Regions from separate parts of the Homo sapiens genome. Here all the other regions are linked to region 1. A link is an interaction called in ENCODE POLR2A ChIA-PET data of the cell type or tissue named here. Cell type or tissue: PC-9. All regions are shown on one strand.

What was found. ChIA-PET counts read pairs that join two places held together with the same protein. Peaks named below come from ENCODE experiments on the same cell type or tissue, not always from the same donor. Only the 100,000 strongest peaks of a DNase experiment are listed, where the experiment ranks them.
Region 2: POLR2A ChIA-PET joins it to region 1 with 20 read pairs; 2 of 35 experiments call an interaction of 5 or more read pairs at or near these places.
Region 3: POLR2A ChIA-PET joins it to region 1 with 24 read pairs; 3 of 35 experiments call an interaction of 5 or more read pairs at or near these places.

The regions. Positions count from the first base shown.
Region 1 is chr16:67,265,772-67,270,771 of GRCh38, reverse strand. It overlaps SLC9A5 (solute carrier family 9 member A5), which reads right to left. Exons shown (of 16, transcript NM_004594.3): 15 at 4,547-4,684; 16 at 1-34. LOC124903701 (a long non-coding RNA gene) reads left to right here. Exons shown (of 3, transcript XR_007065092.1): 3 at 4,661-5,000. Among named protein-coding and RNA genes, the nearest start is that of PLEKHG4, 11 kb to the left of the region's middle. RefSeq lists a silencer at 1-138. In PC-9, no CTCF peak of the experiment used is centred here; a DNase peak (open chromatin) is centred at 2,341.
Region 2 is chr16:66,871,512-66,876,511 of GRCh38, reverse strand. LOC124903699 (a long non-coding RNA gene) reads left to right here and starts at 3,257. Exons shown (of 4, transcript XR_007065088.1): 1 at 3,257-3,397. In PC-9, CTCF peaks have their summits at 2,987 and 3,189 (motif pointing right); a DNase peak (open chromatin) is centred at 3,091; H3K4me3 peaks cover 979 bases; H3K27ac peaks cover 563 bases.
Region 3 is chr16:66,958,199-66,963,198 of GRCh38, reverse strand. It overlaps CES3 (carboxylesterase 3), which reads right to left and starts at 1,933. Exons shown (of 13, transcript NM_024922.6): 1 at 1,810-1,933; 2 at 1-20. The coding sequence starts at 1,891. RefSeq lists enhancers at 1,742-1,951, 1,736-2,237, 2,042-2,291. In PC-9, CTCF peaks have their summits at 1,781 and 1,984; a DNase peak (open chromatin) is centred at 1,998.

The sequences.
Region 1 (5,000 bases):
ATGATTCGTGGGCTTGGGCACACCTCAAGGCTTCCTGGGGACAGAGAGTACACATGAACTCATTACCAATACAGTGGAAATCTCAAGTATAAGCACATTCTTATAAATTCATGCCACAGTTTCCATATGCCGTCCATTTTTGCGATTATCGGATGAATGTCTTGCTGAGGCGAAGTACCACAGCTTGTTTTACTCTCCACTCTATCCCCAACACCTAGCACAGGGCCGGGCACACAGTAGTTGCTCAAGAAATTGAACATTATTTTCATCAAAGAAACGAAAATAAGGAAAGTTGGCTTATGGCTCATGCCGTAATCCCAGCACTTTGGGAGGCCAAGGTGGTGGATCACCTGAGCTCAGGAGTTAGTGACCAGCCTGGCCAACATGATGAAACCCTGTCTCTACTAAAAATACAAAAATTAGCCAAGCACAGTGGCACACGCCTGTAATCCCAGGTACTCGGGAGGCTGAGGCAAGAGAATCACTTGAACCCGGGAGGCAGAGGTTGCAATGAGCCGAGATCTCGCCACTGCACTCCAGCCTGGGTGAAAGAGTGAGACTCTATATAAAAAATAAATAAAAATAAAAAATAAGAAGATAGCAAAAGCAGGAGCCAGGCAGGAAGCCCCATCTCCAGTCCCCTCACCCTACTGCAGCACTGGTCTCTGAAACAGCCTCCTGCCAAGCCCCATCCCAGCCAACCAGCGAGGGAGAAACGCCAGCCACCAGAGAGGGAAAGAAAGACCTGGAGGCTACAGGCCAAAGGTTTTTCTGCTGAGCATCCTGCCTGAGTACCCACCACAGCCCTTTGGTGGGACAAAGCCCAGGAGTGTGAGCTCATGCAAACCTAACAGCAGGCCAGAGCTTTGCCGCAAAGGGGATGACGAGGCATAGGGGACCTGAGCTAAGAATCCCAGAACTGCAGGGGCGGGGCTGAATTACAGGAAATCTGAGGTTCTGAAGGAGGAAACCTGGAAAGAGAATTCCTCTGGCCACCAACCACCCCAGCTCTCCAAAGTACAGTACAGCCTGTATCTGTTCATCGATAAAGTCCTGAGCAGCCCAATAAGCTTCTGTTTGAGTACATGTGTGAAATGTATTGATGCTATGATTAAAAGTAAAATGGTATCTCTTGAAAGACCTGGAATATTAAAATGCGATAACAACAACAAAAAGTGTAAAACAAAAAACCTTTGGTATTCACCTTTACAGGCTGCTAGGGAATGAATTCTTTGGTCTGAAAACTGATAAATGAAAGAATCAAGCATTTACTGGGTGAACTGTACCTCAAAGTAACCAAATAATTGATGAGGCGAGGTTTTTTGTTTTTTTGTTTGTTTGAGATGGAGTCTTGCTCTGTCACCTAGGCTAGAGTGTAGAGGCACGATCTCAGCTCACTGCAGTCTCCACCTCTCAGGTTCAAGCTATTCTCCCATCTCAGCCTCCAGAGTAGCTGGGATTACAGGTGCCCACCACCATGCCTAGCTAATTTTTTTTTTTTCGTATTTTTAGTAGAGACAGGTTTTCACCATGTTGGCCAGACTGGTCTCAAACTCCTGACCTCAGGTGATCTGCACACCTTGGCCTCCCGAAGTGCTGGAATTATAGGTGTGAGCCACTGCCTGTGGATTTACTGGTTTAAAGGAAATTTAAGAGACAGAGAAACATATTAAATGACACTTTGGGGATGCAACCAACAAAATCCAGACAGAGAAAGACTGTAGGACAAATAAGCAGGTTTCTTCAGTAAATACATCGTGAAGAAAAAAAAGTAGGGGGTTTGGGGGAAACTATGGATCAGGGTTTATCAAAGTTGACACTTGACATTTTGGGACAGCTACTCCTTTGCTGGTGAGGGTTGTCCTGTTCATTGTAGGATGTTTAGCAGCATCCCTGGCCTCTACCCCTCCATCCAAGGCCATCCTCCCCAGTTGTGACAACCAAAAATGTCTCTGGGCATTGCCAAATGTCCCCTGGGGGAGCAAAATCACTCCACCACCATCCCCCTGGAGAATCACTGCTATAGGTTAAAAGGGACATTGGACAAGCCTACTGTAAAAATATATATATATATATATATATATATATATATATATATATATATATATATATAATCAGGGAAATTTGAACGATGTTTGATGACAGATTTTTAGATATGGGAAAGGCATTGTGGTTACATATTTTTTAAAGAATCCTTTTTTCTTCCCCAAGAGACAGAGTGTTGTTCTGTTGCCCAGGCTGGAGTGTAGTGGCGTGATCATAGCTCACTGCAGCCTCAGCCTCCTGGGGTCAATTGACTAGAGGCATGCATCAGGAATCCTTATCTGAGGCCGGGTGGAGTGGCTTGAGCCCAAGAGGTTGAGGAAGCAGTGAGTCATGATCCGGCCACTGCACTCTTGCTTGGGTGTCAAAGAGAGATCCTAACTCAAAAAAAAAAAAAAAAAAATCCTTATCTGGCTGGGCATGGTAGTTCACGCCTTTCATCTCATCACTTTAGGAGGCTGAGAAGTAAAGATCACTTGAGCTCAGGACTTTAAGACTAGCCTGGGCAACATAACAAGGCCTCATCTCTACCAGAAAAAAAAAAAAAAAAAAGGCTGGGCATGATGGTGTGTGCCTGTAGTCCCAGCTACTCGGGAGGCTAAGGCAAAAGGACTGCTTAAGTCGGGGCATTCAAGGCTGCAGTGAGCTATGATCGCACCACTGCACTCCAGCCTGGGTGACAGAGAGAGACCATCTTGAAAGAAAAAAAAAGAATCCTTATATTTTAGAGACATGTACTGAAGTATTTATTGATAAAGTGATATGATATTTGAGACTTGCATCAAAGGAACCCAGTGGAGGGTGGGGCATAGGTGAGGTTTAGGTGAAATAAGATTGGCTATGAGTAGGTAATTATTGAAGCTGGATAATGGATAGATGGGAGTTTATTTTATAGTTCTATCATTGTATATTTTGAAATTTTCTATAATAAAAAATGTTTAAAGACACTTGAGGGTGCCAACCACCAGTGATACTAACAATATGAGTGAATTAGGTCTCTATACATACAGAAAAATGCTTATATACTGTATTTTTGTCCACAATAACTCCATTTTGATGAATTCAGGCTGCTCCTCCAGGTCAGGCTGCCACCTTCACCTGGGGATCTACTTGAGGGCATGGGTCTCAACAGAGCCCATGGTTTGCTCACCACCTCCTATTCCTCACTAGACTACAAAGGGAGGCAGCATGGCCTTGAAAGGGTGTGGGTGGGCACGGTGGCTGACACCTGCAATCCCAGCATTTTGGGAGGCCAAGGAGGGAAGACTGCCAGGAGTTTGAGACCAGCCTGGGCAACACAGTGAAACCTCATCTCTACAAACAATTTTTAAAAATCAGCTGGGTGCTGAGCACGGTGGCTCATGCCTGTAATCCCAGCACTTTGGGAGGCCGAGGAGGGCAGATCACCTGAGGTCAGGAGTTCGAAACCAGCCTGACCAACATGGAGACACCCCATCTCTACTAAAAATACAAAATTAGCTGGGTGTGGTGGCGCATGCCTGTAATCCCAGCTACTCGGGAGGCGGAGGCAGAAGAATCACTTGAACCCGAGAGGCAGAGGTTGCCATGACCTGAGTCACACCATTACACTCCAGCCTGGGCAACAAGAGCAAAACCCCGTAGCAAAAAAAAAAAAAAAAAAAAAAACAACAGCTGGGTGTGCTAGTGCACACCGGTAGTCCCAACTACTCGGGAAGCTGAGGTGGGAGGATCACTTGAGCCCTGGAGATCAAGGCTGCAGTGAGCCATGATCATGCCATTGTGCAATCCATGATCCAGCCTGGGTGACAGAGTGAGATCCTGTCTCAAAAAAAAAAAAGAAAAAGAAAAAAAAGATTATAGCAATGCAAGAATGGCATTTAAAAAAAAAAAAAAAAAGAAAAGAATAGGCCGGGCATGGTGGCTCACGCCTGTAATCCCAGCACTTTGGGAGACCAAGGTGGGTGGATCACCTGAGGTCAGGAGTTCAAGACCAGCCTGGCCAACATGGTGAAACCCCATCTCCACTAAAAATATGAAAATTAGCCAGGCGTGGGGGTGCACGTCTGTAATCCCAGCTACTAGGGAGGCTGAGGCAGGAGAATTGCTTGAACCCGGGAGCCAGAGGTTGCAGTGAGCTGAGATCGCACCACTGCACTCCAGCCTGGATGACAAGAGCAAAACTCTGTCTCAAATAAAATAAAATAAATTTAAAAATTAAAAAAAGAAAGGCTGTGGGCTTGGGAGTCAGATGAGTCAGGTTCAAATTCTGGTTCTACTATGTGATGCTGGACAAGTCACAAGTCTCTTAAGCTCTCTAAGCTCAGTTTCCCCATCTTGGTTGTTGTGAGGGTTGAATATTACCTATGTCGGGCATCTGGTATGAAGAAGAGGCTCTGCAAATGCTGGCTGATGAATAAACTAGTGAATAGGAAAAGGGAGTTGTCTGGAGTAGAGGCCATGAGTGAAGAGAGAGGAAACCAGCTTGCTCCAGAGGGGAGGTGGGCAGGGAGGAAGCCATTACCTGAGACCTTGCCCTCTTGGAGAACCTCACTGGTGGCACGAGCCACAAAGATGATCCCCTCATCGTCCTCCTTCTCTGTCTCTGAACTGTCGCTCTCCTCCTCCTCCTCCTCAGACTCCACGGTTAATATCACAGCAGCTGGACAGAGACAAGAGCAGAGTCAGGCATCCTGGGCTGGCAGCTGCCTGTTGGGACTACACAGCCCCAAGCCAGCTCCCTGTCTCCCTAGGCAGAACACACGTTGGCAGAGACACTTGCTTTCTCCTCTGGCTGTTTCAAGCACTGGCCTAAGAGGTGGGGACTTGGGAGGAAGAGAACTGACATTGCGGAGCCCAAGGAAGCGACCAGAGGAAGCTAAGTCCCCGGAGGAAGTCATGAGGACCACACTTTCCAGCTCCCCCATCCTCTTCTTTCAGCCCCAAATCCCACGATCCACTGGAAACATGAGCACTTG
Region 2 (5,000 bases), 390 kb after region 1:
TTAGTAGAAACAGGATTTCACTGTGTTAGCCAGGATGGTCTGGATCTCCTGACCTCGTGGAGATCTGATTGTTTATAACAGACAGTTTCCCCTGTGCTCTTGCTTGCCTGCCGCCATTTAAAACGTGTCTTGCTTCCCCTTTGTCTTCTGCCATGATTGTAAGTTTCCTGAGGCCTCCCCAGCCATGCGGAAATGTGAGTCAATTAAACCTCTTTCCTTTATAAATTATGCAGTCTCAGGTATTCTTCATAGCAGTGTGAAAACTGACTAATACAGAGCATACATGGAGGCTACTCAATGGGCATACCTTTGATCCACTAATTCTACTTATTTCAATTTATCCTAAAGAGACAAAGGTGAACATTACAAATTTTTTACAGTAAATATACATTACTCCATCTAGCATAACTTGTATAATGAGGGGGGGAAAAGCAAAACTATTTTTATTTTATTTTTTATTTATTTATTCTTTTTTTGAGACAGAGTCTTGCTCTGCTGCCTAGGCTGGAGTGCAGTGGCACAATCTTGGCTCACTGCAACCTCTGCCTCCTGGGTTCAAGCAATTCTCCTGCCTCAGCCTCCCAAGTATCTGGGACTACAGGCACACGCTGCCACGCCTGGCTAATTTTTTTGTTTGTTTGTTTGTATTTTTAGTAGAGACGGGGTTTCACCACATTGCCCAGGCTGGTCTCGAACTCCTGAGCTCAGGCAATCGGCCCGTCTCAGCCTCCCAAAGTGCTGGGATTACAGGTATGAGCCACTGCACCCAGCTGCAACACTATTTTTAAAACAGCCAGATGCAAGAGAATCTCTTGAACACAGGAGGCAGAGGTTGCAGTGAGCTGAGATCACTCCAGCCCGGATGACAAAGCAAGACTCTGTCTCAAAAACAAAACAAAACAAAAACAAAACCACCCAGGTGAGTGACAGGGGTAAAGAAATGGACCTCTTGGATGATTCCTGCAAAGTCCCCTGATTCCTCACCTATGCAGACAAGACTTTTTTTTTTTTTTTTTTTTTTTTTTTGAGACAGGGTCTTGCTCTGTCGCCCAGGCTGGAGTGCAGTGGCGCAGGAACAGCTCACTGCAGCTTCAACCTCCCAGGCTCAAGCGATCCTGGGACTACAGGCGAACACCACCACACATGGCTAATTTTTGAATTTTTTGTAGAGAGACTCCCACTATGTTGCCCAGGTGATCTTGAACTCCTGAGCTCAAGTGATCGCCCACCTTGGCCTCCCAAAGTGCTGGGCTTATAGGCATAAGCCACTGTGCCTGGCTACAGACAAGACATCTATGGAATGTTAGGAAAGCTGGATTTGAGGATGATCTTGTGTCAGGAAGACCTGAGACAGTGGCAGCCAGTTTCTATCTCACTGTTAAAGCTGTAGCATCCGGCCACGCATAGTGGCTTATGCCTGTAATCTCAGCACTTTGGGAGGCTGAGGTGGGCGGATCACTTGAGGCCAGGAGTTTGACACCAGCCTCGCCAGCATGGTGAAACCCCGTCTCTACAAAAATACAAAAATTAGCCAAGTGAGTGTGGTGGTACATGCCTATAGTCCCAGCTACTCAGGAGGCTGAAGCACAAGAACCGACTGAACCCGGGAGGTGGAGGCTGCGGTGAGCCGAGGTCATGCCACTGCATTCCAGCCTGGGCAACAGAGCAAAATTATGTTGCGGAAAAAAAAAAAAAAAAAAAAGCTGTAACGTCCACGCTGATATCTAGGACAATTTGTAAAAATCTCAAGTGTCTTTGTTCTTTGTCAGTTAGCAGAAAAGTTTGTCATTGCAGTAGTTCTGTGGCATTCTCACTCCCCAGAGCATCTGAATAAAGCCAGAAGAGCTACCCCTCCCTGTGGGGCAGCTAGCTCAGGGATGGTTTAGCAAGGCTTGAGGCTGTGCCAGTGAAAAATGCTTGAGAATTTTTGAAAAATACAAGTCCTTCTTCAGCCCTTTATTCAAATCTCCTCTGAAGTAACACCACCAACAAGTTTACCAGGTTGTCGGGAGGCCTAAAAATTGTTGTTTTAAGTGCCTCAAGCTAAAGCCAATGCTAAGGCTTGCTCTCCTGTAGAGGAGGATGGGCAGACTCTCTGGGGGAAATATGACCTGTGTTTTTCAGCCTCTTTTCCAAAGAGGGGCAATTCCTTTCACTCACCAGAAAGAGCAGCTGCACACAAGACTGCAGTGATCTGTGCCCTAGGGGCAAAGCAACTGCTCTCTTTGCCACCATCAAGTCCCACTCATCCCCAATCAGGCCTTATTCAGGAGTGGGCTCATTATTTTCCATCACCTTGGTCAGGGGTGGTGGCTCATGCCTGTAGTCCCAGTGCTTTGGGAGGCCAAGGCAGGTGGATCCCTTGAGGCCAAGAGTTTGAGACCAGCCTGGGCAACAGAGACAGGCCAACAGAAGAAAACAAGAAGAAGAAGGAGGTAGAGGAGGAGGGAGGAGGAGGGAGGAGGAGGGGGGAGGAGGGAGGAGGAGGAAGGAGGAGAGGGGAGGAGGGAGGAGAGGAGAAGAAGGGGGGAGGAGGAGGGAGTGGAGGAGGGGGTAGGAGGAGAAGGAGGAGGAGGAGAAGGAGGAGAAGGGAGGAGGAGGGGGCAGGAGGAAGGGAGGAGGAGGAAGGAGGAGGAGGGAGGAGGAGGGAGGAGGGGGAGGAGGGAGGAGAGGAGAGGAAGGGGGAGGAGGAGGGAAAGGGGGAGGAGGAGGGAGAGGAGGAGGGGGTAGGAGGAGGGAGAGGAGGAGGGGGTAGGAGGAGGAGGAGAAGGAGGAGAAGGGAGGAGGGGGGAGGAGGGGGAGGAGGAGGGGGGAGGAGGAGGAGGAAGAAGGACAGGAGGAGGAGTAGGAGAAGAAGAGGAGGAGAAGGGGGAGGAGAGAGAAGAATTTTCCATCACCCTGTGGGTCTCAGGACTGAGGCCCGGCTCTGCCACCTACTTGCTGTGTGACCCTGCGGGCCAGTCACTTCCTCTGAGCCTCAGTAAAACTACATGGAAGGGCATTTGTGTGGGCTTTGTGGTTGTCGTTTGCACTCCAATTGGCAAATGACTCACATCCTTTCAAGAAGGGTAGTTTGGAGAGTAGAACGGCCTAAAAGTCTGGTGGGCGTGGACGGAGAAGAGGAAGCTGGGAGAGGAGACTCCGAACCTCCGAGGCTCAAGCGGCGCGCATTTGCGGCCGAGGCTTCAGGGGACACGGCCAGCAGGGGGCGCGGCCCGGCGAGCTCGCTCCCAGGAGGCGCATGCTGTAGGAGACCGCAGAGTCGGCTGCGTCAGCAGGCAATGGCCTTGGAGCACCGGCCTGAGCTACCCAGGGAGACGGTGGATCTCCAGGAAACCGCGAGTGCCTAGGAGCCCCTCCCCACCTTTTCCGGGGAAGCCCTGGTCGGAGCGAGCCGGTGAGCAACTCTATGCAAAAAGCATGCGAGCACTGGGGGCTGCGCACAAGGGTGGTGTGCAAGGGTGTCAGCACCCCAGGTTGGGGCTGCAGGGATCTCACCTCGGCCTGAGCAGGCGCGCGGTTGGAATTGGCCAGGACAGAACACCAAGTGGAAAAACACGTTTACGACAAAGAGAAGGCGTTTTGATAACAACAACGATTTATTTCTGTATTTCTTCTCTATCCCCTTTTCCTCCCCGTGTGCACACCTGTTTATATGCAGAGAAAAGTTTAGTAGGACACACAAGCCAGCAGTTACCAATGCTTATCTCTGGGTCATAAAACTGTAGGTCTATTTCTTTATTTCTTTATTTTTGAGACAGTCTCCCATCAGGCTGCAGTGCAGTGGCGCAATCATAGCTCACTGCATTTGAACTCCTGGGCTCAATAGATCCTCCTACCTCAGCTTCCTAAGTAGCTGGGACTACAGGTGTGCACCACCACAGCCCAGCTGGAACTCTTACATTCTTTATTTTTCCATTTATTTCATTATTTACTATTCTTATATCTTTTTAATTAAAAAAAATTTTTTTTTACTAATTTATTTAATAGAGACATGGTCTTGCTATGTTGCCAGGGCTGGTTTTGAACTCCTGGGCTCAAGCAATCCTCTCCAGTCACCCAAAGTGCTGGGATCACAGGTGTGAGCCACCACTCCAGCCCTACTCATTTTTTTTTTTTTTTAAATAGAGACAGAGTCTCGCTCTGTTACCCGGGGTTGGTGTCAAACTCCTGGACTCAAACAATCCTCCTGCCTCAGCCTCCGAAAGTGCTGTGATCACAGGCGTGAGCCACCGCCTCTGGCCTACTTTTCTTATTTTTAAACATGGAACATATATTTAATAATCAGGAACAATTCATTAAAGTCTGCCTTACACACTTACACATAGGAGTGGGAGGGAAGAAGACACAGCACACCCACTCTCTGGGGCAAGAAGGCAACAGAGAAGAGGCCAGGTTGCAGCTGCACCTGCCCTGTGGGTGAGGACTGGAGGCACCGCCCTTGTAGATAGGAAATCCAGGAAGGCTTTCGGGAGAGATCTGAAGGAAGTTATGGAGAGAAAACAGCAGGGGCAAAGGTCCTGGCCTTGTGGGCCAAAGGAAGGGCTTGGATTTTATGGCCAGGGCTGCCTGCCCCATCTCCAACCCTTGGGCCAGGGCTGGAAAGGACTTGAGAGGGCATCTCCCTCCTGCTTTCCTAAAGCATGCTCCCTGGAACACGATCCCACAAAATGTTCTGAGAGAAAAGATCCATAGCCCACTACCCCACCTTGGAAGAGATTCAGAATGCACAGTGTGTATAGTCAAGGCTTTAAAATTCTGCAGTAAAAGGAATCCATCCAGTTTTATTGCAGCAATGCCAAATGTTTCCCCATGAACCTCCTCTTTGCTGTAGAAACTAGTCACATCTGGCTGGACCCATGTACTTTGTGAGACACCCTTCTATCCATTTTTTTTAAGACAGAGTCTTGCTCTGTTGCCCAGGCTGGAGTACAGTGGCGTGATTATAGCTCACTGCAGCCTTGACCTCCTGGGCTCAGGCAATCCTCCTGCCTCAGCCT
Region 3 (5,000 bases), 310 kb after region 1:
AGGCTGAGCAACTTCGGGCCCTGAGGGAAGGACAGAAAGGCCACGGGGTGAGTTTGCAGCCCCCATGAGGGGAAGGAGTGAAAGACAAACCCTCAGGCTGTTCTCAGTACTTACCACACAGCATCTTGGTAACCTTCCCAGCAAGCCGGTGAGCCTGGTCTTAGGTTGACGCCCAACTTCCTCCTCCCTGCCTGCCTGAGAGTCACTACCACTCCACTCCAGGCCAGACCGGGCCTGCCACTAGGGCCTTGTGCCTTGGGGCCAGCCACTTGCCCATTTCTTTGTTTTTATTTTTTGTGTTTGAGACAGGGTCTAGCTCTGTTGACCAAGCTGGAGTGCAGTGGCACGATCTTGGCTCACTGCAACCTCTGACTCCCGAGTTCAAGCGACTCCAGGGCCTCAGCCTCCCAAGTAGCTGGGATTACAGGTGTGCACCACAACGCCTGGCTAATTTTTGTATTTTTAGTAGAGACGGGGTTTCATCATGTTGGCCAGGCTGGTCTCGAACTCCTGACCTCAAGTAATCCATCCACCTGGGGCTCCCAAAGTGCTGGCATTACAGGCATGAGCCATCATGCCCAGCCCTGAATTATTTTTTAAAAAGTAGAGATGGGGTCTCATTATGTTGCCCAGGCTGGTCTCAAACCCCTGGGCTCAAGCAATCCTTTCACCTCAGCCTCCCCAAGTGCTGGGACGACAGGTGTGAGCCATCATGCCCAGCTGGCACCATGTTTCTTGTACGGCCTGCAGAACTGTGGCCTAACTAAACTTCTTTTCTTTGTGAATTACCCAGCTTCCTGTATTCTTTTACAACAACACAAACAGACTAAGACTGGAGGACTGCCTCTCCCAGGCTAGACAATTCCTAGAGATAGGAGGCAGCTCTCTGGGGAGGTGGAATTGGCAGGCATCTCTCTAGGGAGCAAAGGCAAACCAGTCCAGAGCCATACCCAACCACCTCCTTTATACAGCTCTCAGCTCCTGGCTGCCATCCACCAGCCATAATCACCACAGAGCCGGGTACCAGGAAGCTGGCTGGGGACAGCCCCTTTCCCCAGAGCCTGCTGCCAATCGTAAACCTCTTTAGCCTGCCTTGCCTATTCCTTCCCGTGGCAACCGTGTCAAAGGGGCTTGCCCACATTTTCCCCCTGCTCCCTCTGCCTCCTGGCTGATGCCACCTGGTGCTTCCCTCTGTGGCCCTATGTGGCATGGCCTGCTTCCTGTTCACAGGGAACTACGAGCAAACTCCTTCCCTCATGATAGTCATTTGCATATCTGCTTGTCTTACTATACTTCATTAAAACAAATCTCAGGCCCCCTTAAGACATAAAGACAGGCCAGGTGCGGTGGCTCACGCCTGTAATCCCAGCACTTTGGGAGGCCGAGGCAGGTGGGTCACCTGAGGTCAGGAGTTTGAGACCAGCCTGGCCCACATGGTGAAACCCCATCTCTCCTAAAAATACAAAAATTAGCCGGCCATGGTGGCAGGTGCCTGTAATCCCAGCTACTCAGGAGGCTGAGGCAGGAGAATCGCTTGAATCCAGGAGGCGGAGGTTGCAGTGAGCCGAGATCGCGCCATTGCACTCCAGCCTGGGTAACAAGAGCAAAACTCTGTCTCAAACAACAACAACAAAAACAACGAAACAAATACAGCAAGAGCAGAGCGCCTGCCCAGAGAGAATGCACAACCCCTGGTCTGCCTCCAAACAGGACTGTTTCCTGAGCGGTCGGCCCACTGCTCCCTGTCCCTGTCTCACTCTTGACTCCTCCACACCAAGTACCTCTGCAGGCCCAGCAGGTGTGTCTTACCAGTGGCTGTGGCAGGGCATGCCAGGAGCAGACAGACCACCCCGACCAGGACCCCGGACTCCACTCTCACTGCTCTCTCCATTCTCCTTACAACTGGTTCGACAGAAGCTTCAGAAGGTGGAATAAGATCCCTGCCCTTCAGCACCACCGATCTCTAAAGGGCTGTGATATAGAACCTCCAAGGACAGCGCCACCTAGCTGGTGGCCAGCCCCATGCTCAGGCTGAGCCAGAGGCAGGGCTAGATGAGTGCCCTGCAGAGGCCTGGTTGATATGACAGCCCTCCCCGTCCCACTGTTTTCAAATTCCAGCTCTCCTGACTTGGTGATCTCCATGAAATCCTGTGCGTTCATCCCAAGGTGACCACATCACTGACCCTAGGAAGTGGTGGCCAGTGACCCTGGGGTGCCACTCCGAGTGGGCAACCCAGCCTGAGGTGAGGGCTTGATATGGTTTGGATGTTTTGTCCCCTCCAAATCTCATGTTAAAATGTGAAAGAAAATAAAACAGTGATGATAATAGGACCCACCTCATAGCATTGAAGTGAGGGTACATGTTTGCATGTGTGTGTGAGTGTGTGTGTGAAAACATGAGGCTTGGGACTGGGTGTGGTGGCTCATACCTGTAATCCCAGTGCTTTAGGAGGATGGGGCAGGAAGATCGCTTGAGCCCAGGAGTTTGAGACCAGCCTGGGCAACACAGGGAGACACGTCTCTAGAAAAAATAAAAAAAATTAGCCAGGTGTGATGGTGCATGCCTGTGGTCCCAGCTACTTGGGAGGCTGAGGTGAGAGGATCACTTGAGCCCAGGTTGTCGAGACTGCAGTGAGCTGTGATAATGCCACTGCACTCTAGGCTAGGCTATAGAGCAAGACAAAGAAAGAGAGAAAGAGAGAGAGAGAAGAAAGAAAGGAGAGAGAGAAAGAAGGAGAGAGAGAAAGGAGAGAGAGAAAGAAAAAGAGACAGAAAAAGAGAAAGAAACAAAAAGAGAAAAAAGAAAAATAGAGAGAGAAAGAAAGAGAGAGAGGGAGGGAGGGAGGGAGGGGAGGGGAGAGGAGGGGAGGGGCTTGGAACCAGAACTCATGGAAGCCTGAGGAGAGGAGAGTCTGGGAACCAGAACTGATGGAAGCCTGCTCTTGACCGGGGCGGGGATCTGCAGGGCATCTGTCTCTCTGCTGGCTTAGGAGGCTCCCACCCCCAGGGAGGGCAGGACTCACTTCTGGGCCTCAGTGTCAGGAACATGGCTGGCTGGGAGTAGGCGGTGGGAGGATGGATAGATATTTGCTGGCCCAGTGAAAGACAGAGTGAGGGTTGTGCCTAAACACGATGCCAGATCCTCTTCCGGGGCTCCAGCTGGCACCCAGAGCTGAAGAGACAGGCTTTAGGATGAAACTTCCCTTCTGCCAAAAATAACTAGTGCCAGCTGGGCATTGTGGCACAAGTCTGTAGTCCCAGCTACTCAGGCGGCTGAGGCAGGAGGATTGCTTCAGCCCAGGAGCTTGAGGCCAGCTTGGGCAACATAGCAAGACTCTCTCTCTAAAAAAAAATTCATAAAAAACCATTGCAGCTTCCTGAATCTTCCCCGGCAGCCTGGGGTGGGGTCTCCTTTTCAGAGCTGCCTCCAGACTTTGTCCTTCCCTATTCCACCTTCCTCTTCTTGTTGCCATCACAGCCCTGCCACCCCCCAGCCACACCCCCTTGATCATTTGCTGAAGATTTTAGCACCTGGCTCTGGCATGCTTTCCACCTTCAACACTCACATCAAGGCACCTGGATCTCTTCTCCGCCCACAATCTTACCTTCCATCTTCGGGTATAGATGCTGCCAGGAGAGCTCTCCATCTGCTCCCAAGGCCACGTTTCCCAACTCCCTGCAGCTAGGTCTGCCTTCCCTCCTAGCATTGTGGATGGGCCTACCAGGGCCAGGACTAGGGTGAGACAGGCCAGCAAGGCGCCCAGGGCATAAAAGTTAAAGAGTCACTCACCCCCGGGGTCATACCAGTAGAGGGTCGGCACCTGAGAATGAATGCCTTCTAAATTTTACACTTGCTTGTCTTGCTCTAGTCCCAGCTCTGGGACCTACCCATGGACACTAGACCCTGGTCCCCTCCCACGTCCCCAGGGCTGTCTCTTTGGTAGCAGCATCCCTCCCATCAGCTGCAAACACAGCTTCTGTGTAAATGCCACCATCAAAGCCTGCCTTGACCCACTTTGCCCTCTAGCTATTGCTCCATTCTTCTGTTTTTCCCCTTCCTTCCTTCCTTCCTCTTTCTTTCTCTTTCTTTCTTTCTCTCTTTCTTTTTCTTTCTTTTCTTTCTTTCTTTCTTTTTATTTCCTCTCTTTTCTTTGTCTCTCTTTCTTTTCTTTCTCTTTCTTCTTTCTTTCTTTCTTGCTTTCTTTCCCTCCCCCCCACTTCCTTCCTTCCTTCCTCTCTTTCTTTCTTCCTCTTCTTTTTTGTTTTTTTGGAGACAGGGTCTCACTCTGTCACCCAGGGTAGAGTATAGTGGCATGATCTTGGCTCACTGCAGCCTCAATCTCCTGGGTTTAAGTGATCCTCCCACCTTGGCCTCCCAAGTAGCTGCGACTACAGGTGCATGTGTGCCGTCATGCCTGGTTATTTTTTTACTTTTTGTATGTTTTTTGTAGAGATGGGATCTCCCTATGTTGACCAGGCTGGTCTCGAACTCCTGGGCTCAAGAAATCCTCCTCCCTCCACCTCCCAAAGTGCCAGGATTACAGGCGTGAGCCACCATGCCTGGCCCTTCTGTTCTTATTTCTAGGAAAGCTAGTCATCCACCTTTGCTGTCTCCAGTTTCTCTCCTTCCAGTCTCCACCAGAAGTTGCTCTCGACCTCCACCCAACAGCATGGCCTGTTGTTGATTCAATGTCTCCCATCCAACTCACTGTGGCCCCAGCCATCCTCCCAGCCTCCTGCCTTGGTAGATGCTAACTCTGCCCTTAATTCTCATGTCCTAATTAATACCTGGGTTGTGGGTGCTAAGAGGTCCCCAGCTCCTCCCAGCTCAGAGTCCAGTGACAAAGCTCCTTTACATTAACAGGTCAACTTCTTCCAAATCCCTGGGCTGCTGTCCATGACTACTGGGGGGAACATGCCCATGGATTCCACCATTTACTGTGCTATGGTTCAGAGGTCTTGGCATCGATGATGACTGAGGGAATCATAAAAATGTGAAA